Linked DNA regions of Homo sapiens: region 1 is linked to region 2. The links are chromatin loops, found by intact Hi-C in ENCODE. Cell type or tissue: left ventricle myocardium inferior. All regions are shown on one strand. Links, peaks and the distances in the headings refer to the core of each region. The heading gives the core; the rest is flanking DNA.

Region 1 (10,707 bases), core at 1,876-9,875, 46 kb after region 2:
TTTAGTAGAGACAGGGTTTCACCGTGTTCGCCAGGATGGTCTCGATCTCCTGACCTCGTGATCCACCCGCCTCGGCCTCCCAAAGTGCTGGGATTACAGGCTTGAGCCACCGCGCCCGGCCCCATGTACTTACGTGGTTTTGAGAGTTCCTCTTGGTATTGATTTCTAATTTTATTCACTGTGGTCCAACAAAATACTGGATATGATTTCACTTTGTTAATATATTGAGATTTGCTTTATAGCCAAGTATATGGTCAATTTTAGAGAATGTTCCATGCACAGATGAAAAAAATTATATTCTGCAGTTGTTGGGTGGAATGTTCTTTCAATGTCTAATAGGTCCATTTGGTCAAGTGTTCAGTTTAAGTCCAGAGTTTCTTTGTTAGTTTTTTGCCTTGATGATCTGTCTAGTGCTGTCAGTGGGGTGTTGAATTCCCCGTCAGTATTGTATGACAGTCTATCTCTTTTCTTCGGTCTAGTAGTATTTGTTTTATACCTCTGGGAACCCAGTGTTGGGTATGTGTATATCTAGGATAATTAAATCTTCTTGTTGAATTGAACCCTTTATCATTATATGATGCCCTTCTTTGTCTTTTTTATTGTTGTTGATTTAAAGTCTGTTTTATCTGATATAAGAATAGCAACCTCTGCTCTTTTTTGTTTTCCATTTGCATGATGTTTCTTTTTCCTCTCCTTTACTTTGAGCCTATTGGTGTATTTACATGTTCAATGAGTCTCTTGTAGGGTACAATTTGCCAATCTATATCTTTTAGGCCTTTTACATTCAAGATTAATATTGACATGTGAGGTTTTGTTCCTGTAATAGTATTGTTAACTAGTTGTTTTGTAATCACTTTATAAGATCTGTGAATTTTGTACTTATGTGTCCTTTTACTGTAGCAAGTATCATCCTTTTGTCTCCATGTTTAGAACTCCTCTGAGTATTTCTTGCACAGTTGGTCTAGTGGTGACAAATTCCCTTAGTGTTTGTTTGTCCGGAAAAAACTTTATTTCTCCTTTGTTTATGAAATTTAATTTGGCAGAATATAATATACTTGGCTGACTTTTTTTCCTTTAGGGAAAAGACTTTATTTCTCCCCTGTTTATGAAATTTAGTTTTGCAGGATATAATATACTTGGTTGGCTTTTCTTCTCTTTAAGAAGGATAAAAGGCTGGGTGCGGTGGCTCACACCTGTAATCCCAGCACTTTGGGAGGCCGAGGCGGGTGGATCACAAGGTCAGGAGATTGAGACCATCCTGGCTAGCACAGTGAAACCCTGTCTCTACTAAAAATAAAAAAAAAATTAAAAAAAATTAGCTGGGCATGGTGGTGGGCGCCTGTAGTCCCAGCTGCTTGGGAGGCTGAGGCAGGAGAATGGTGTGAACCCAGAAGGCGGAGCTTGCAGTGAGCTGAGATCATGCCACTGCACTCCAGCCTGGACAACAGAAGGCTAAAAATAAGATCCCAATCTCTTCTGGTTTATAAGGTTCTGCTGAGAAGTCTGCTGTTAGTCTGATTGGACTTCCTTTATAGGTGACTTGATCCTTCTTTCTAGCTACCTTCAAGCGTTTTTCTTTAGCACTGTATTTGGATAGTCTCATGACTATGTGCCTTGTTGATGTTCATCTTGTATAGAATCTCACAGTTTTTCTCTGAATTTCTTGTATCTTGATGTCTAACTTTCTAGCAATAAGAGAAATGTTCCTGAATTATTCCCTTGAGTATGTTTTCCAAATTGCTTACTTTTTCTCTTTCTCACTCAGGAATGCCTATAAGTTGTAGGTGTGGTTGCTCTACCTAATCCCATATTTCTTGAAGGCTTTGTTCCTTTTTTAAAATTATCTTTTATATTTTTCTGACTGGATTAACTCAAAAGATCAGTCTTCAAGCTCCAAAATTCTTTCTTCTTCTTGGTCTAGTCTATTGCTAAAGCTTTCCACTATATTTTGAAATTCCTTTACTAAATTTTTTCATTTCCAGAAGTTCTGTTTGTTTGTTTTAATATAGCTGTCTTTCATATCCTGAATGGTTTTCCTGGTTTCTTTCTGTTGAGTTTCAACTTTCTCTTGGATATCATTGAGCTTCCTTACAATCCATATTTTGCATTCTTTATCTGTTATTTCAGAATCCTCATTTTGGTTGAGATCCATTGTTAGAAAGCTAGTGAGAGCCTTTGGGGCTGTCAAAACATTCTGTCTGTTTCTACCACCAGAGTTCTTGAACCGATTCCTCCTCATCTGAAAGTACTGTTGCTTTTTATTTTTGAATGTGCTATTATTTGGATGGGAATTTTATCTTTTTTTTCCCTTGAGGGTATGACTGTCATGTATGCTGTGATTATTTGCTTCATTTCTTGGTGCTTTCAGGGGGCCAAGGCTCTGTATAGGTTCCTTGGTTATAGACAGCTTTTGTGCAGTGTTTTTCTAAAATGTTGCTTGTTTTAGCAATGTATTGGGAGTATGAGCTGACTCACTATCTTCTGTGGGGCTGAGTGTGGAAGTCTCAGGAAGCTTATCTCATACACTAGCACTATGCCCTTCTGATAGCGGGTTTTTATTTGGTGGAGCAGTTCAGTCTCCAGTCTAGTAAGTGGCACTTAATAAGAGCCAACTCACCCTCAGTAGCCAAGTGATAAGGAGAGGCACCTGCCAGATGGAGGGTGGTTGGGGAGTTCGTGTTGGGATATGCTGAAGTCTTGGGGTAGGGACAGGTGAGGTTGAGAGAGTCACAGCACCAACTCATCACCCTGGGCAGGCAGGAACACAATCTGCTTCCCTATCATGCCCCTGCCACAGGGCCTGCAATATTCAGTTCATACAGACATTGTCCTTTGGCTCCTGGCTGCAGTGTGACTGAGTTCTGCAGAAAAACCCCTCTGGTGGCTACCACTGAAAGGGGCTCAGGGCAAAGCCTCTTCCCCCGGTCCAGCTCTGTGACTTGTCTGCCCTCCATTGCCTGCTTCTCAGTGTAGGAAGAGGGAGATGGGCCCTGACTTTTGTGCATGTCCAGGTAGCACAGGCTTATTTTCAGTGGGGGTGCAGCTTCTGCAAGTGGCACCTGGAAAGGCTGTCTCCACGTGTGCTTGCACCAGCCTCCAGTGGGGAAAGCCTCTGCTGTGTCTGCAACAGTGGATGAGGGAGAAGGAAATGATCCCTCTCCACACCTATTCTCGGCCACCAGTGCCTCCCCCTTCAGTGATCAACACCATTTCCACATTTCCTTTGTCCCAAGGGAGGCTTTGACAGGCTGCACTGCATCCTCCCCTAGGGATGCCCACACTGAGGGCTAGATCTCAGGGGAACTCACAGCTCTCCAGGGACCCACTGATCCCCTGTGGGTGCCAAATTCAGAGTGAGTTCTGGAGTATGTTTGCAGGGGATCTGGTAATGCAACGTAAGGGCCGAGGTTCCCTGGCAGGGCAGTGGCCCATAATGGGTGAACAACAAGTATGGCATCTGCTGTTTCAGGTAGGACCTGAGTGGAGTGCAGATCCACCAGCACAAGCTGGCCAGCCAATTCTCTCACCCTGGAAAGTTACCAAATTGCCACCAACAGAATTGTCTGTGGTTGTGAGGGCAGAGGGGCTCCCCAACAGCTTAGTGGTCAGCAGTTTATTGCAGGGATGAAGGGAGCAGAGAAGCATTCCCACTGACCTTTTCCATGGGACCCCAAGTTCCTCATAGGTCAATGTCTGCCAGACTCTTGCTGCTTTCCTTTCTTGTGCCCCAGCTTCTTCCCATGGGTTCTCTGACAGGTCCTGGCTGTCTTCCCTCAGTTTTCCATTTGGATCATGACCATTAACAGGTAACTTCGATCTTCTTTCTGAAAAGAACTCGCATCCAACATTCCTAGTCAGCCTTTTTTTTTAAATTAAATTGAAAATAATTTGCATTTTATAAATATGCATGATAGCAGAACTGACTATACATCTATACAATGGAGTACTACTCAGCAAGAAAAAGGACCCAACTACTGATACATACAATGATATGTTTTGAATGTGTGTCTTCAACCAAATCTCATATTGAAATGTGATCCCTAGTGTTGGACCTGGGGCCTGGTGGGAGGTGGTTGGATCATGGGTGCAGATTTCTCATGAATGATTTAGCATTATTCTCTTTGATACTTTCCTCACAATAGTGAGTTAATTATCATGAGATCTAGTCATTTAAAACTGTGTAGCACTTCCCCCCTCTCTCTCTTGCTCCTGCTCTGGCCCTGTGATATGCCTGATCTCCTCTCACCTTCCACAATGATTGTAAGTTTCCTGAAGCCTCCCCAGAAGCCAAGTAGATACCAGCTTCATGCTACCTGTATAGCCTGCAGAACCATGAGCCAATTAAACCTCTTTTCCTTATAAATTACCTAGTGTCTGATATTTCTTGATAACAACGTGAGAATGATCTAATACATACAAAAGTATGGATAAATCTCAAAAGCAGAATGATAAACAAATGAGTCCAGACTGGGAAAAAGCTACAAACAGTATTATTCCATTTACATAATAGAATGTATAAGGCAAAACTATAGAGACAAAAGTCAGATCTGGTTTCCAAGGACTGGGGATAGGAGAAAGTGACTACAAAAGGAACACAAAGGGACTTTATGGAGTGATGGGAATGTTATCAATTTTGATGGTAGTGGTGGTTACATGACTGTCCATCTGTCAAAACTCATCAAGTTGTATACATAAAAATGATTAACTATATCTGTATTTAAATTATATGTCAATAAACCTGACTCCCTGCCACTCCCCCAACACACACACACACACACACACACACACACACACACACACAAAATCAGAGGACTGCAGATATGGGCCGGGGGGTGGGTAAAGCAAATTGAACTAAACTCCAAAAAGTGATGCACTGAACTTTAACTTTCAATAGCTATGTCTGAGTTAACATGACAGATTAGAATTCCAAGGAGCCCCAAATGCAGAGCAAGACTGTACCCATCTGCCAACTCTTTCCTACAAGTCCCCACCAAGAGCATCATTAGCATACTAAGGGCTGGGGGCAACAGAGCTGAGAGAGAAACCCTTGAGTTGTGTTGGGCCTCCACTAAGTTCAAAACAACTACATTCCAGAGGCAGGGAACAGAAAATAGAAAGGAGTTTTGTCTATTCAAGGTTCACCAAATTTTCAGCTACTGAAGGTAGAGGGCATGGCAGGAAATCTGAGATAAATCCATCCAAGGCACTCTAGGCTACTGAAAATAGGGGACAGGAAAGCTAAGAGGAATCATTCTGGAACACTTGGGCCTTCAGCTACTGAAGTCAGGTGCAGGAGAGTTTAAAGAAATCCCTCTGGGGGCATTCCAGCCCTTTGAAAAATTTAAAGTAGCTGCCTTCCAAAATCCGTGGTAAAAGCAAAGCAAAATCTCTTGAGGTGCAGAAAGCTAGGAACAGGACTATAAAGAGAAATTACCAGTGACCCTGATGGGCAAATAGACAGTAAATTTTTTTTAATTTCCTATGGTTCAGAAATCTGGCAACACAAAGAGATCTTAAGAATCTTGCTAATACTCAGGTCCCAAGCCCTGCTGAAGGGAAAGTCTTGAGCCTGTCCTCAAAACGTTTAAAGCCCAGTGCAAATTGAGTCAAACTAAAGCCCAGATTTAGCTCAACTACAGATTAGACTGAATCAGTCCCTTACTCTAGCAGCCTAAAAGAAGAGGTATGCCTATTTTGGGTGTATTATTTGCTTCAATCCTAATTGTTTTTATATATAAAATGCCCAATACAATAAATTATGAGACATGCAAAGAAATAAGAAAATGTAACCTGTGATCAGGAGAAGAAATAGCTAATAGAAGCAGAGACAGAGATGTCCTGGATGTTAAAATGATCGAATGGGGACTTTAAAATATATATATATATATGGTAAAAATGATAAAAGATTTGGTAGAACAGGTGGCCAATGTGAACGAAGGGATGAGAATTTCACCGCAGACACTGAAATCTTTCAAAAGAACCCAAAAAAGGAAAGCTGGAAATGCAAAATAATATCTGATAAATGGTTGCATTAGCTAGGCTAACAGCAGACGAGACCGGGCAGAGAAAAAAATTGGTAGACTTGAAGATGGTTCAATAGAAAGACTCTAAAGTGAATCACACACAAAAACATGCTGAAAATAAAAAAGAGCACATCCAAGACACATAGGAAAATATAAAATAAAGTACCATACATGTACTTAGAATACTAGGCAGAGAGGAGTGAGAGAATGGAAAGAAAAAAATATTGGAAATCATAATTGACAAAAGACATACATCAGACTACAGATCCCAAAACCTTGGAAACCTCGAGCAAGATAAATCAAATAAAATGACAGTTAGGCACAACATAAGCAATGGCTGAAAAGGAAAGAAAAAGAGTAAACCTTAAAAGTAGCCAGAGAGAAAAGATACATTACATATAGGGAAACAATAATACAAATGATGTCTGACATTTCACCACAAATGATGGGAGCAGAGACAAGAGAACATCTTTAAAGTCAAGTTAGAATTTCTATGTCCAACTAAAATAGCCTTCAAAAATGAAGGTAGGGGCTGGGCATAGTGGCTTACTCCTGTAATCCCAATACTTCAGGAGTTTGAGGTGAGTGGATTGCTTGAGTTTAAGACCAGCCTGGGCAACCTAGGGAGACTACGTCTCTACAAAAAAATTAAAATTAGCTGGGCATGGTGGTGCATGCCTGTGGTCCCAGCTATTTGGGAGGCTGAGGTGGAGAGATGACTAGAAGCCCAGGAGTTCAAGGCTGCAATAAGTCTTGAACATGCCACTGCACTTTAGCCTGGGTGACAGAAGGAGACCCTGTCTCAAAAAAAAAAAAAAAAATGAAGACAGAATAAAGACATTTTTAGACCACAAATACTGTTAAAAGAAGGTCTTAAGTCCGAAGGGAAATAATATCAGATAGAATGTAAGACATGCAAAAGTAATAAAGAGAACTAAGAAAAGGAAATATCTAGGTAAATATTAAAGATTCTATTTTAGCATCTTTACATAAAATAATAATATTATATAATAATATCAACCATTTCAGCAAAAATAGCATTAGTGTTATTTTGGTTTATAAGACAAAAGTGCAAATCATGGGATGGGGAAAATTGTTGAATACTGTGGTAAGAGCCTCTTATTATTTATAAGGTAGTATAAAATCAAGCAAAAAATAAAAAGAGATACTAAAAGATATTTGAGTCACAAAAAAATAAGAAAAGAAAAGGAACAAATAAAGTAAAATTTTAAAGGCAAAAATATAGAAAAATCTCAAAATAATCATGCTAAGTACAAGAAGCCAGATCAAAAAAAATATGTACTGTGGGATCCCATTTATATAAATTTCTGGGAAATGCAAAATAATCTACAGTGACAGAAAGTAGATCAGTTGTTCACTCAGGAGGAGTTGGTAGAAGACAGGAATTATAAACGGGCATGAGGAAACTCTCTAGGGTCATGGCCATGTTCATTATTTTGATTGCAGAGATGGTCTCACAGGTATACACATATGGTAAAGCTTATCAAATTATACTCTCTAAATTTAGGCAGTTTATTTTGTGTCAATTATATACCTCAATAAAGATATATACACACATATACATACATCTTATATGCCAAAATGTTAGAGTTAAACCCAACCGTATCAATAATTACATTAAACATGACTGGATTAATCTCACCAGACTAGTTTTCAAAAAAAGCAAGACCCAACTATATTTTGTTTATTAAAAAACGAATTTTAAATCTAAAGACACACAAAGGTTGAAAAGAAAAGGATTGGAAAATGTACACCAGGCCAGGCATGGCGGCTCACGCCTGTAATCCCAGCATTTTGGGAGGCAGAGGCAAGTGGATCATGAGGTCAGGAGATCGAGACCATCCTGGCTAACACGGTGAAACCCTGTCTCTACTAAAAATATAAAAAATTAGCCAGGTGTGGTGGCGGGCACCTGTAGTCCCAGCTACTCGGGAGGTTGAGGCAGGAGAATGGCGTGAACCCGGGTGATGGAGCTTGCAGTGAGCGGAGATCACGCCACTACACTCCAGCCTGGGGGACAGAGCGAGATTCTGTCTCAAAAAAAAAAAAAAAAACAAAAAGAAAGAAAGAAAGAAAGAAAAAGGTACACCATGCAAATGGTAAGCATCAGAAAATTGTATTAATATCAGACGAAGTATACCTCAAGAAAAAGAATATTACTAAAGAAGAAGAGAGAGATTTCCTAATAAAAGGATCAACTCATCGAGAAGATATGAGTCTTAATGAGTATAAGAACTTCAAAATACATGAAGCAAATATTGAAAGAACTAAAGGGAGAAACAAAAACTTCCCAATCATATCTGGAGATTTTAGTACCCAACTCTTAGTAACTGCTAAATAAACAGAAATCAATAAGGATATGTAAATCTTAACACAATGAACCAAATGGACCTAACCGACATTTATAGGTTATTACATCCAACAAGTGAAAAATACATACTTTTTCATATACACATGGAAAATTCACCAAGACACACTGTATGCTGGCCCAAGAAACAAGTCTCAGTAAATGTTCAAGAATCAAAATAATACCGAGTATATTCTCTGACTATAATGGAATTTGATTAGAAATCAATAACAAGAAGATATTTAACCCCCCCCCAAATATTTGCAAATAAAGAATGTAATTCTAAATAATCTGTGGGACAAAGATGAAATCACAAGGGAAATTAGAAAATAACTGAATGATGAAAACCTGTCACATGAAAAACTACGGCATTATGAAGCTGAAGCAGCACTTAGAAGAGAATCTGTAGCGTTCAATGCTTCTATTCAAAAAGAAGAAAGGTGTAAAATAAAAGAATGAAGCTTCCACCTTAAGAAGCTAGGAAGAGTTGAGGAAACTGAACCCAAAGGAAACAGAAGAAAGAAAATAATAAGATTGTTATTCACTGAAACAGAAAACAGACTAAGAAAAAGAAAATCATCAAAGTCAAAATGAGTCATTGGAAAGATTGATAAAATTAATAAACTCTTGCTGCTTCTCAAACATTTTCCAGTAGGTTATTCACAAATTTGCATTAGAGACCAGCAGTGGATGCTCTCAGCATGTAGGTGTAGCCCTCTTGCCACTCGTAGGGGAGAGACATGGAGGGACACACAGCCCCCAAGACTCAAGAGATGGAGGGGGAACCTGGGACACCCAGACCTCCAGGAACTCATTAGACATGCAGGACATAGGGATAGGTCCCTGTGGTGTTTTCTGCATGGACCCACAGCCTGTAGGGAGCCAAGGAAGAGCCACCTTCATGCAGAGAAGAGGAAAGGAAAGGATAGCAGAGGGAAGTCAACCCGAGAAGAAACTCATGAACAATTTTTTAAAAAATCTAGGTCTTGGGGCTGGGCGCGGTGGCTCACGCCTGTAATCCCAGCACTTTGGGAGGCCGAGGCGGGCGGATCACGAGGTCAGGAGATCGAGACCATCCTGGCTAACACGGTGAAACCCCGTCTCTACTAAAAAAATACAAAAAATTAGCCGGACATGGTGGCGGGCGCCTGTAGTCCCAGCTACCCCGGAGGCTGAGACAGAATGGCGTGAACCCGGGAGGCAGAGCTTGCAGTGAGCCGAGATAGCGCCACTGCACTCCAGCCTGGGCGACAGAGCAAGACTCCTTCTCAAAAATAATAATATCATCATCATCATCATCATCATCATCATCATCATCATCATCATCATCGTCTAGGTCTTGGGATTTGCGGGATGCTCCTGGCTCTGAAAATAAACTGTCTCTGAGATCCCCAGGGTAGAGAAACATGGGGAGGTTACAGGCATTCTGCTGCAGGATTGTCTCTTCTTTATTCACTTCTCTCTCTTACCATTGCTTCCTCCACAGAGGAGACTGGAAAGGTCTATGCCAACTCCAGCAAGGTGTGGGTCCAGGAATACATCAGCAACTGGAATTAAACCCCGGCAAGGTCTGGACCCAGCAAGAAAAGTGCTAGAGATGTGAACAGATTGGGCACAGGGACCCAAAACAGGCAAAAGTCTCTGCAACCTCAGAAACTGATTCCAGATCTGGGGGTCTAACTTCATTTTAAATGTACGTATGCTATTTTACTTATAATCCCTTTTTGATTGTGAATTGTGTTGTTTACTAAATGTTCTGGGAAGTCAGATGGCCTTCTCTTGTCTCCCTCCACCTTTCCCCTTCAGTCACAAAGGGATTGACTCCATTTCATGGCTGCAATGAGCTATCTAGGCAGACATTGTAAGAAATTCATCAAACCAGCACATATTTATTGACTATGAGTAGCCAGTGCTGGGTTCAGGCTTTGAAAGAATAAAATATTCCTCTCTTTCTTTCTTCCTTGCTTCCTCACTTCCTCCCTTCCTAACTTCCTCCCTCCCTGTCTCCTTGTCTCCCTGTCTCTCTAGCTCCAAATTTAATAAACACTAGTTTGAAAAGTATTCATATTAGTGAAGATGTGGAGCAACTGACATGCACACACTGCTGCAGGGAGTGTGAATTTGTCCTCCCACCTTGGAAAATACCATTGTCATCTTGTTGCAGCAAAGGTGTGCATGGCCGATGACCTAGCAGTCACACTCCTAGAGAGAGCCACAGTTACCCTTGCACGTTCACAGCAGGAAACATACACAAGAATACTCCAATCAGTGCTGTTGGCACTAGCAAAAATAAAAGGGGCAAATGGAAAATAAATC
Region 2 (10,468 bases), core at 1-8,000:
AACGCTGGGACACAAATCAAATCCCTCCATGCTGAAGGGTCCATGGTGTTGACTGCTGGCTACTTTCTGTCACCACCACCTAAGGAATCTTGGGTGGTCAGTTTCCCAAAGATCAAGACTGTGACACCATGGTCTTTCTTTCTCTCTTTCTTTCTTTTTTCTTTTTCTCTCTCTTTCTTTCTTTTGCTTTCTTTCTTTTTTCTTCCTTTCTCTCTTTCTTCTTTCTTTCTCTCTCTTTCTTTCTTCTTTCTTTCTCTTTCTCCTTTCTTTCTCTTTCTTTCTTTCCTTCCTTCCTTTCTTTTTAAAGCAAATCATAACCTTTTAGATCAAGTTACTGAAAACTTCTTTATATAAGTTTACATTTCTCTTTCTAATTGCATCTTTATCACGACACTCAATTCTATTTTTTTTTTTTTTTTTTTTTTTTTTTTGAAACAGAGTCTCGCTCTATCACCCAGGCTGGTCGCAGTGGTGCGATCTTGGCTCACTACAACCTCCCAGGTTCTGGTGATTCTCCTGCCTCAGCCTCCCAAGTACCTGGGACTACAAGCATGTGCCAACACGCCTGGCTAATTTTTTGTATTTTTAGTAGAGATGGGTTTCACCACGTTGGCCAGGCTGGTCTCAAACTCCTGGCCTCAGGTGATCCACCCACCTCGGCCTCCAAAAGTGCTGGGATTGCAGGCGTGAACCACCATGCCCCACTTCAATTCTCATTTTATTTAAAGATTCTTCCTTGGCTATGGAGACCCATCACACTTCTGACTCTCTCTCCTGATTCTGTGTGTGTGTGTGTGTGTATGTGTGTGTTTGTTTTATTTTAAGTTCAGGGATGCACATGCAGGTTTGTTACATACGTAAACTTGTGTCATGGGGGTTTGGTGTACAAGTGATTTCATCACCCAGGTATTAAGTCTAGTACCCATTAGTTATTTTTCCTGATTCTCTCCCCGTTTCCACTCACCATGGCCTTTCTTATCCTACCTTTCCCATTAGTATTTCAACTCCATAGTGAGAGTTCAGGCATAACACATATTGTTAGTCAAATCAGTGATTTATTTATTCATCAAATAGCTATTATGCTTCACTATATGTCAAGCATTGTGATTATCACTGGAGATACACTGGTAGCTAACACAGATAGTGGAATATAAAACTGACCAATTCCATCCACATGACCATGGGTACGTCATTTCAACTGGGAACATCAATTTACCACCTAGGAAATGTCTAAGACCCTCCCAACTCAACCCCGTCCTACATCTCCCTTATATTATTCATTCAATGTATATAAATTAAGCACATGCTGTGCATGTAACTATATTTCAATCCAAGCAAAACACATGGCAAAGGGATAGTTCCTGGTTTGGGGATTGATAGAGAAAGTCTTACAAATATATAAACACTGAGATAGAATTATATATTCAATAAATCATCTTTATTATAAAGAACACAATAATAAGAGATAGAGACTAGGTCACGAGGCTCATCATGTTATAATCATCATGTGCTAGGATTTGGTTTAAATCAACCAACAAGACATGGTCTGGAGTTGGTTTACAATCTGAGAAGACACTCTAAAAAATCTACCATTATAGGAGTGTTGTGAGGATCAAATATAATAAGTTGTGGTACAGGACGTGTAGCGTGTGGTACCTAGAGTCAGACTACCTGGATTTGAATCCCTGCTCTGCTAGTCATCAGCTTTACGGCCTTCGGAAAATTGCTTAACCTCTATTTACTTTGGTTTCTTCACCTATTCAACTGAGAAAGTATACTGGTAACTAAATCATAGGGTTGTTTTGAAGACAGTTCAAACGTGAATCCCTATTATGGAAATCAGCACATGGTGATCACTCAATAAAAATTACATATTGTGAACTAAAATTTGTGTAGTTGCTAATCTATCATTAGCGTGAAATAAAAATTTGTTTCCAAACTCCCACATTGCCTTTATTAAACTATAAATTTCTTGAGAAAAAGAAACTAAAATAAAATCAACAGGGCATGGTCTAGATTTTTGAAGAGCAAATTACATAGATAACTAATTATAACACACGGTGCTGTAATGACAGAGATAGAAGATGTCCCTTATCAGAACACTGACTGATTCAGCAGTTTCCATTTCCTTTTCTCACTCTCCACAACTCACAGAAGCCAGCTCTCAGAAATGGAATCACGAGTATGGAGGGGGTTCCCCTAAGAAGTGAGTGAGGGAATGCAATTCTGGGTATCACTGAGAGCTGGGAGGCAGAGGGTGGGGTGAGAAGGAGGCATTGCCTGTGATGTAGGTTTCTAATGATACAAGTGGCAGAGATACCTTTATTTGGAATTGGTAGCAATAGGGGAAGATACATGGATGCCAAAGCTCCGGTGAAACCTACCACGGCCCCTGATCTTGCTTCTGCTTCTCCTCCCTCAAGACTGGCACTAGCCATCATTGGGGTGGGAAGGAAACAGAGCCCATGTGTATTAAAAGACCTAAGTCTACAGACACTTAGAAAGGACAGAATTCCAAAGGCATGGTCGCACTTGGCTTCTGTCCTCTGTTATTCTCCAGCATCAAATGTATCAACTCTAACCCCTTTGGGGGGAATACAAGGCCTGTCCTGGTTTGGTCCCAATTTAGCTTTATCATCCATATTCACCCCCACTGCTCTGCAGCTCCACTGAAGCACCCCCTCTTTCCTCTGAACCCACAATGTCACACTCAGGACTCTGCCTCAGCTGGGCACTCATCTATAGATGCCTAAATCCCGGGCAGTTATCCAGACACAACTAAAGTTCCATCCCTTCCATGAAGCCTTCCCCAACCCTCTGGTGGAAGGTCACTTCTTCCCCTCGTGGGATTCTGAGCTTTCATTTCTTTTTCTACTAGGAGTCCTAGCACTTTCGGCTAAATGCTACAATTACCTGTTCATACACTCTACCTGCCCCCACGAGATCAGGGGCATCTCAGAAACAAAGATCATTAAAACCAACTAAATCTATTTCTCATTATAAAATGAGGTATGCTGATTGATTGTGAAAGAATAAAATAACAAAGTATGGAAAAGAAAAAAAAGCATATAATCTGGCTGAGAAGGTAGAGACCCTTCCACACCACTGAAATTATGTATTGAAAAGAATAAGTAAAAAACTGCTTCAATTTGGCATGATTTATGTAAGTATAGTATAGGATCCTTAAAATGGTTCAAAGAAATGGGAAATCAAGACTTCATTTTGGCCAAAACCATTGAACAGAAACTTCAGCATATTTATCAATAATTTCTTTCAGATTAAACAACTGACAACAACCTATTTTTCAACCAGTGATGTTGGAAATGTTTTTTTAAAAATTAGTTTATAAATTTGTGGGCTGACCAAGAAGGTAATAAAGTCTAACTAAGTAAAATGAGAAAAATTCAGAAAAAGAAAAAAATAAGAAAATAAATCACCCAGGGACCTATCACACAAATATAAGAACTATTCATTCTTTAAGGCATGTATTTCCAAGCCTTTGTATTTTTTTCCATGCTTAGGGTTGGCAAGGAATATATATATATTTGTACAAATATATATGTGTATATGTACAAATACATGTATATATAGTACAAATATATATATATATTTGTACAATTCTTCAGACTTTGTAGAATTTGTATAATGTCGTATCTTGCTTTTTTTAACCACTGATGTTATAAGCATATTTATGCCACTTCATTCATTTTAGAGACTTAATAATAAATGATCTAGTGGATAATTTATCATTCCCTGATGGAGAAAAATTTAGCTTTGTTTATTTTAGAGTTATAAACGATGCTGGGTCAGGTATCTTTATGTTTGAAGATGGCTCCATATTTGGGTTGTTTCCACAGAACTCTTTCCTAGAAATGCTTTTTCTAGGTTAATGGCTACAGATATTTCTAGGCACCTGACATATTGACACCCACCTCTAAAGTATTTTTATGATCCACAACTAGCGTTTAACACAGCGCCCTAGTCACTACATGACTAATAAATAGACAAATGACTGAAACATGACCTCATGCTTTCTATTCCTCCAGCTTTCATTCAGTTCTTTGCCTCTGGGAGGAGGAAGGGTTGTGCAGCCCTCCACAGCATCAGCCCATCAACCCTATCCCTGTGGTTATAGCAGCTGAGGAAGCAGAATTGCAGCTCTGTGGGAAGGAATGGGGCTGGAGAGTTCATGCACAGACCAGTTCTTATGAGAAGGGACTGACTAAGAATAGCCTTGGGTTGACATATACCCCTCTTCACACTCACAGGAGAAACCATTTCCCTATGAAACTATAACAAGTCATGAGTTGAGAGCTGAGAGTTAGAGAATAGCTCAAAGATGCTATTCTTGGATATCCTGAGCCCCTGTGGTCACCAGGGACCCTGAGTTGTGCAACTTAGCATGACAGCATCACTACGCTTAAAAATTTCCCTCCTCACCCCCAGATTCCATTTCCCCATCCGCCAGGGCTGCCTATAAAGAGGAGAGCTGGTTTCAGACTTCAGAAGGACACGGGCAGCAGACAGTGGTCAGTCCTTTCTTGGCTCTGCTGACACTCGAGCCCACATTCCGTCACCTGCTCAGAATCATGCAGGTCTCCACTGCTGCCCTTGCTGTCCTCCTCTGCACCATGGCTCTCTGCAACCAGTTCTCTGCATCACGTGAGTCTGAGTTTCGTTGTGGGTATCACCACTCTCTGGCCATGGTTAGACCACATCAATCTTTTCTTGTGGCCTAAAAGCCCCCAAGAGAAAAGAGAACTTCTTAAAGGGCTGCCAAACATCTTGGTCTTTCTCTTTAAGACTTTTATTTTTATCTCTAGAAGGGGTCTTAGCCCCCTAGTCTCCAGGTATGAGAATCTAGGCAGGGGCAGGGGAGTTACAGTCCCTTTTACAGATAGAAAAACAGGGTTCGAAACGAATCAGTTAGCAAGAGGCAGAATCCAGGGCTGCTTACTTCCCAGTGGGGTATGTTGTTCACTCTCCAGCTCACTCTAGGTCTCCCAGGAGCTCTGTCCCTTGGATGTCTTATGAGAGATGTCCAAGGCTTCTCTTGGGTTGGGGTATGACTTCTTGAACCAGACAAAATTCCCTGAAGAGAACTGAGATAAGAGAACAGTCCGTTCAGGTATCTGGATCACACAGAGAAACAGAGAACCCACTATGAAGAGTCAAGGAGAAAGAAGGATACAGACAGAAACAAAGAGACATTTCTCAGCAAAAATGCCCAAATGCCTTCCAGTCACTTGGTCTGAGCAAGCCTGCCTTCCTCAACTGCTCGGGGATCAGAAGCTGCCTGGCCTTTTCTTCTGAGCTGTGACTCGGGCTCATTCTCTTCCTTTCTCCACAGTTGCTGCTGACACGCCGACCGCCTGCTGCTTCAGCTACACCTCCCGGCAGATTCCACAGAATTTCATAGCTGACTACTTTGAGACGAGCAGCCAGTGCTCCAAGCCCGGTGTCATGTAAGTGCCAGTCTTCCTGCTCACCTCTATGGAGGTAGGGAGGGTCAGGGTTGGGGCAGAGACAGGCCAGAAGGCTATCCTGGAAAGGCCCAGCCTTCAGGAGCCTATCGGGGATACAGGACGCAGGGCTCCGAGGTGTGACCTGACTTGGAGCTGGAGTGAGGCATGTGTTACAGAGTCAGGAAGGGCTGCCCCAGCCCAGAGGAAAGGGACAGGAAGAAGGAGGCAGCGGGACACTCTGAGGGCCACCCCTACTGAGTCACTGAGAGAAGCTCTCTAGACAGAGATAGGCAGGGGGCCCCTGAAAGAGGAGCAAGCCCTGAGCTGCCCAGGACAGAGAGCAGAATGGTGGGGCCATGGTGGGCCCAGGATTCCCCTGCTGGATTCCCCAGTGCTTAACTCTTCCTCCCTTCTCCACAGCTTCCTAACCAAGCGAAGCCGGCAGGTCTGTGCTGACCCCAGTGAGGAGTGGGTCCAGAAATATGTCAGCGACCTGGAGCTGAGTGCCTGAGGGGTCCAGAAGCTTCGAGGCCCAGCGACCTCGGTGGGCCCAGTGGGGAGGAGCAGGAGCCTGAGCCTTGGGAACATGCGTGTGACCTCCACAGCTACCTCTTCTATGGACTGGTTGTTGCCAAACAGCCACACTGTGGGACTCTTCTTAACTTAAATTTTAATTTATTTATACTATTTAGTTTTTGTAATTTATTTTCGATTTCACAGTGTGTTTGTGATTGTTTGCTCTGAGAGTTCCCCTGTCCCCTCCCCCTTCCCTCACACCGCGTCTGGTGACAACCGAGTGGCTGTCATCAGCCTGTGTAGGCAGTCATGGCACCAAAGCCACCAGACTGACAAATGTGTATCGGATGCTTTTGTTCAGGGCTGTGATCGGCCTGGGGAAATAATAAAGATGCTCTTTTAAAAGGTAAACCAGTATTGAGTTTGGTTTTGTTTTTCTGGCAAATCAAAATCACTGGTTAAGAGGAATCATAGGCAAAGATTAGGAAGAGGTGAAATGGAGGGAAATTGGGAGAGATGGGGAGGGCTACCACAGAGTTATCCACTTTACAACGGAGACACAGTTCTGGAACATTGAAACTACGAATATGTTATAACTCAAATCATAACATGCATGCTCTAGGAGAATTCACTACTCGAATGGCCACCATTAAGCATAGTATTCTGTAGGGCATATTCATGATGAATCAAGCTCTTAATAGCAATTATTTACATTGTTGAGGCTTACTCCTCCTACTGAGCGCTTTTTATACATTGCTCATTTAATCTTACCAATGCAATAGTACAGCTTAGGTACTATTAATACCTCCACTTGACAGAAAAGTAACCCAGGGCTCAGAAAGGTTAGACAACTTGGCTGAGGTTACACAGCACGTAAACGGTCAATTGTGTTCCAAAACTGGACTTTTATTGAACTACAGACTATGCTGTTAACCATTGACCAAGTTATTTCCCAAAGTATGACCCGCCTATACTCAAATCTTACCCCATTCTTTAACAGATGATACTTTATCCATTGCAACCACTTCCTGTCAGGATTCTGAGTTGACATAGAGTGTTTGAGCAGTGATTGTTGAAGCCACTTAAATAGGATCTTTAAGTGTAGACCTGGGAACTGATATTTTTATCAAGCTCATGAGGTGTTCCATAGCATGTTAATGACTGAGAGCCACTGTCAATAGAATTCACCACTGTTTTCTAAATGTGGTAAGTCTCTGCATATGGCAACAGGTGTATTATACATTATTTCTCTAGAATCTACACTCTACAAAATAAATAGCTAATGTTAGAGAAGGAAAAGACAATCAGCTTCTGTGTGGAGCAGGATGCTGTCTATAGGTTTACTGTGAAAGGTAAGTTATTTAATAGATGGATTGTTTGCATTATCTGTACAAGAAATCCATACTAAGCTAGGGTCCTTTTTGCAGAAGAAAGAGAAATTCAAAATATTTGTGTGAAAACCAAACGTGTTAATTTTTACGAGCTATGCTTATTTCATTTTGTTTCAAATAATCTATTTTTTGTGTCCAAACATGTTTAGAATTGTAGTGTTCCAACTCTTTAAAGCATAAACACTACTACTTAGCAAATATTAAAATGCATATACTATGTGAACTACATCCCATTTGACCTGATCCCATTTCTAGGAATCTGCTTCATAGAAACACTGCCAAAAGATAAGATATGTAGACATGAGGATATTCTTTGCAGTGTGGTTGGCAAACAGCAAAGAAATGCAAACAGTCATCAGTAGGGGATTAATCAGTAGAGGATTAAGATGTCCATCAGTGGAATATTCTGAAGTCAGTAAAAAAAAAGTAGCACACATCTATAACTGTGGAAAGTGTCCATAATATTATATGTAAAAGGCAGACCTAATTACATTCAGTATATGCATATATATTCTCTACATATGCTATGGAACTATCTGTAAAGTATATTATTTTGTTTTATTTTTAAATGCCATATATACATATATATTTACATAGGCAAATATTTGGAAAGATACACATCAAATAGCTAACTGATTTCTTTGAGGAAATGAGGCTTTTTTTTTTTTTTAGGAATGAGGGTTTTTCCTTTTTATATTCTGCACTTTTAAAACTTTGAGTTATTTTCTGATTAGCTTGCATAGCTTACCTCTCTGGTCTCATCTTACCCTATTCTTTGATGGGTGATATTCCATCCATCACAACCACTTTCTGGTAGGGATTCTGAGTTGATGCAGAGAGGATAGAGCTCAACCTGGCTTATACTGTTTTGATGCCATGATGGCTTTCATATAATGAGGGTACAGCAACAAACACGTCTTTTTGACAAGGCTGTTTCTCTCTCTCTCTCTCTCTCTCACACACACACACGCACACACACACACACACACACACACACACACACACAAGCAGCTTTTGTCCCCATAGACGCAGTGAAGGTGTCATCATTCCTTCTTTATTGGCTTTCAGGAAAAAATATAGGGGCATACAATATTTGCCTGCACTGAATTGTTTCTCAAGGTCTAGAAACCCAAAGCTAAACGAAGTTTAATCATGCCCAACATTCCCTAAATACAAGTGTTATGAACAAACAGTAAGTTGAACAAAGACCCCTGATAGGGAACTGGAGAATGGGTACTGCATTTTTAAGCAGTTCAGCTGATCTGGCAGTCCCTAGCTCTCCTCCCTGGGAGAATGTCCTCTATGGACAATCTGAGATGTGCAATGTGGAGGATCTGCTTTCTGGAGGCTGCTGACTTCCTGTCTGTGTGAGTTAGCCTGAGGTTGCCTTAGGTATTGTGCAATCAGCAACTTTTTGGAACCAGTCTTATGGTTTCTTTGGCAATGTGACTCCCTTCTAATGTCTGTAGGCTACTATTTGCTTCTGATCAATTCCATGGGCCAGGTAGCCAGAAGCAGACAGGTTGTCAGTTACATAGTTTGCATTTGCATTTTAACTGGGGTTGGGGATGTGCATTTTCTTTTTTCTTTTTTTTTTTTTTTTTTTGAGATGGAGTCTCCCACTATCACCCAGGCTAGAGTGCAGTGGCGTGATCGCGGCTCACTGTAACCTCCGCCTTCCGGGTTCAAGCGATTCTCCTGCCTCAGCCTCCCAAGTAGCTGAATTACAGGTGCCCGCCACCACACCCAGCTAAGTTTTTATATTTTTAGTAGAGATAGGGTTTCACCATGTTGGCCAGGCTGGCCTCTAACTCCTGACCTCATGATCCGCCAGCATTGGCCTCCCAAAGTGCTGAGCTTACAGGCGTGAGCCACTGCGCCCAGCTGGGGATGTGCACTTTCTAGCACAGACTGCACTACCATTGTCACCCCGACCTCCCAGCCCCTGGTGAGAGACCTCTGCCTGCATCTTGGCCCATGTGGAGGTGATGAATATTTGACGCTTGGCCTCATTATGTCTCTCATCTTCCTGTCTCTGCTCATGCTAACTTTATCTTAGAGTAGAAAATCCTGCATTTACAGCCCTTTCAGTCTTCAGATTACTGGATTCTCAGTCAACAGGCTGGAAGGGCCTTTTTAGCAAGTCGCATTTCTTCTTTTTCAATTTCAGATGAGCCCATTTCAAAGTAGCCTAAACTCTTTCTTAAAGGACCTTACTGATATAATACACAGCAACTAAATTCCAATATTCAGAATCTTTTCTAACAAATTCCTTAATGCTGCAGCCTTGGTATTTGGCACAGGCTTTTAGCACCAAAATAAGACAGACCATAGTTCAACCAGCACGTGCAATACCTTGTAATGGGTATGGCAAAAGGTAGTGCCCAGACAGGACAGCATGGTGAATATCACCTGGGAACTTGGGAGAAAGGCATATTCTGAGCCCCACTTCCTTTCTTAATAGACTAGGGCCCAGCAACCTGTGTTTTCACAAGGCTCCAGGTAATTCTGATGCATGTAAGGTTTAAAACTCACTTCCATTTCACAAGGTCCTCACCAAATTACCTCCTACTTTCTCATTTCAGCCAGTTCCACACTTCAGTCAGGGCCTGTGACTTTTAACAAACCCTGTGTCTCTGCACAGATGCAGATCTCGTATCTCTCAGGATGCTGGCAGTTTCCAGGCAGAAAGCAAACAAGCAAACCAAACTCAAAGAGGCTTTGAGTAAATGCACCTTGTGGCTCCAAGACTATAGGGCATCGAGGTGGCCCTAGCTCCAGGCAAGGCTGGACGCAGCGGCCCTGTGGTATCTCATGAGTCCTCTTTGCTTCTCTTTCTGATCTCCCTTTCCTGTGAGAGGCCCTGGGTGGCTGCCAGTACCTGCCAGTGTACATGAATCCTTGTTCATTTTCTGCAGGGAAGAGTGAGTCTGTGTTCCCATTGGAAAAAACATCACTAGGCCCTTTTGGATTTGACTGACTTAGGAACCGAATTCCTAACCAGTCGCTGTGGTTATGGGGATGGGTTTCATTGATTTGCTTAAGTTAATCAAGGCACATAACTTGAATCTTTGGGTTTACTGAATTTTACATAAA

The links. A loop is a pair of places that touch in the nucleus more often than their neighbours do. Peaks named below come from ENCODE experiments on the same cell type or tissue, not always from the same donor. Only the 100,000 strongest peaks of a DNase experiment are listed, where the experiment ranks them.
Region 1: a loop joins it to region 2, with 2.3 times the contacts of the local background. A loop is called at or near these places in 2 of 110 quality-filtered maps.

What each region holds. Positions count from the first base shown.
Region 1 is chr17:36,040,118-36,050,824 of GRCh38, reverse strand. LOC105371746 (a long non-coding RNA gene) reads left to right here and starts at 9,998. Exons shown (of 3, transcript XR_001752856.2): 1 at 9,998-10,084. In left ventricle myocardium inferior, for the core only: no CTCF peak of the experiment used is centred there; no DNase peak of the experiment used is centred there; H3K27me3 peaks cover 1,350 bases.
Region 2 is chr17:36,084,180-36,094,647 of GRCh38, reverse strand. It overlaps CCL3 (C-C motif chemokine ligand 3), which reads left to right and starts at 4,505. Exons shown (of 3, transcript NM_002983.3): 1 at 4,505-4,662; 2 at 5,351-5,465; 3 at 5,886-6,392. The coding sequence starts at 4,590. The coding sequence ends at 5,976. It overlaps CCL3-AS1 (CCL3 antisense RNA 1), which reads right to left. Exons shown (of 3, transcript NR_186417.1): 3 at 4,786-5,102. In left ventricle myocardium inferior, for the core only: no CTCF peak of the experiment used is centred there; a DNase peak (open chromatin) is centred at 4,407; H3K27me3 peaks cover 4,026 bases.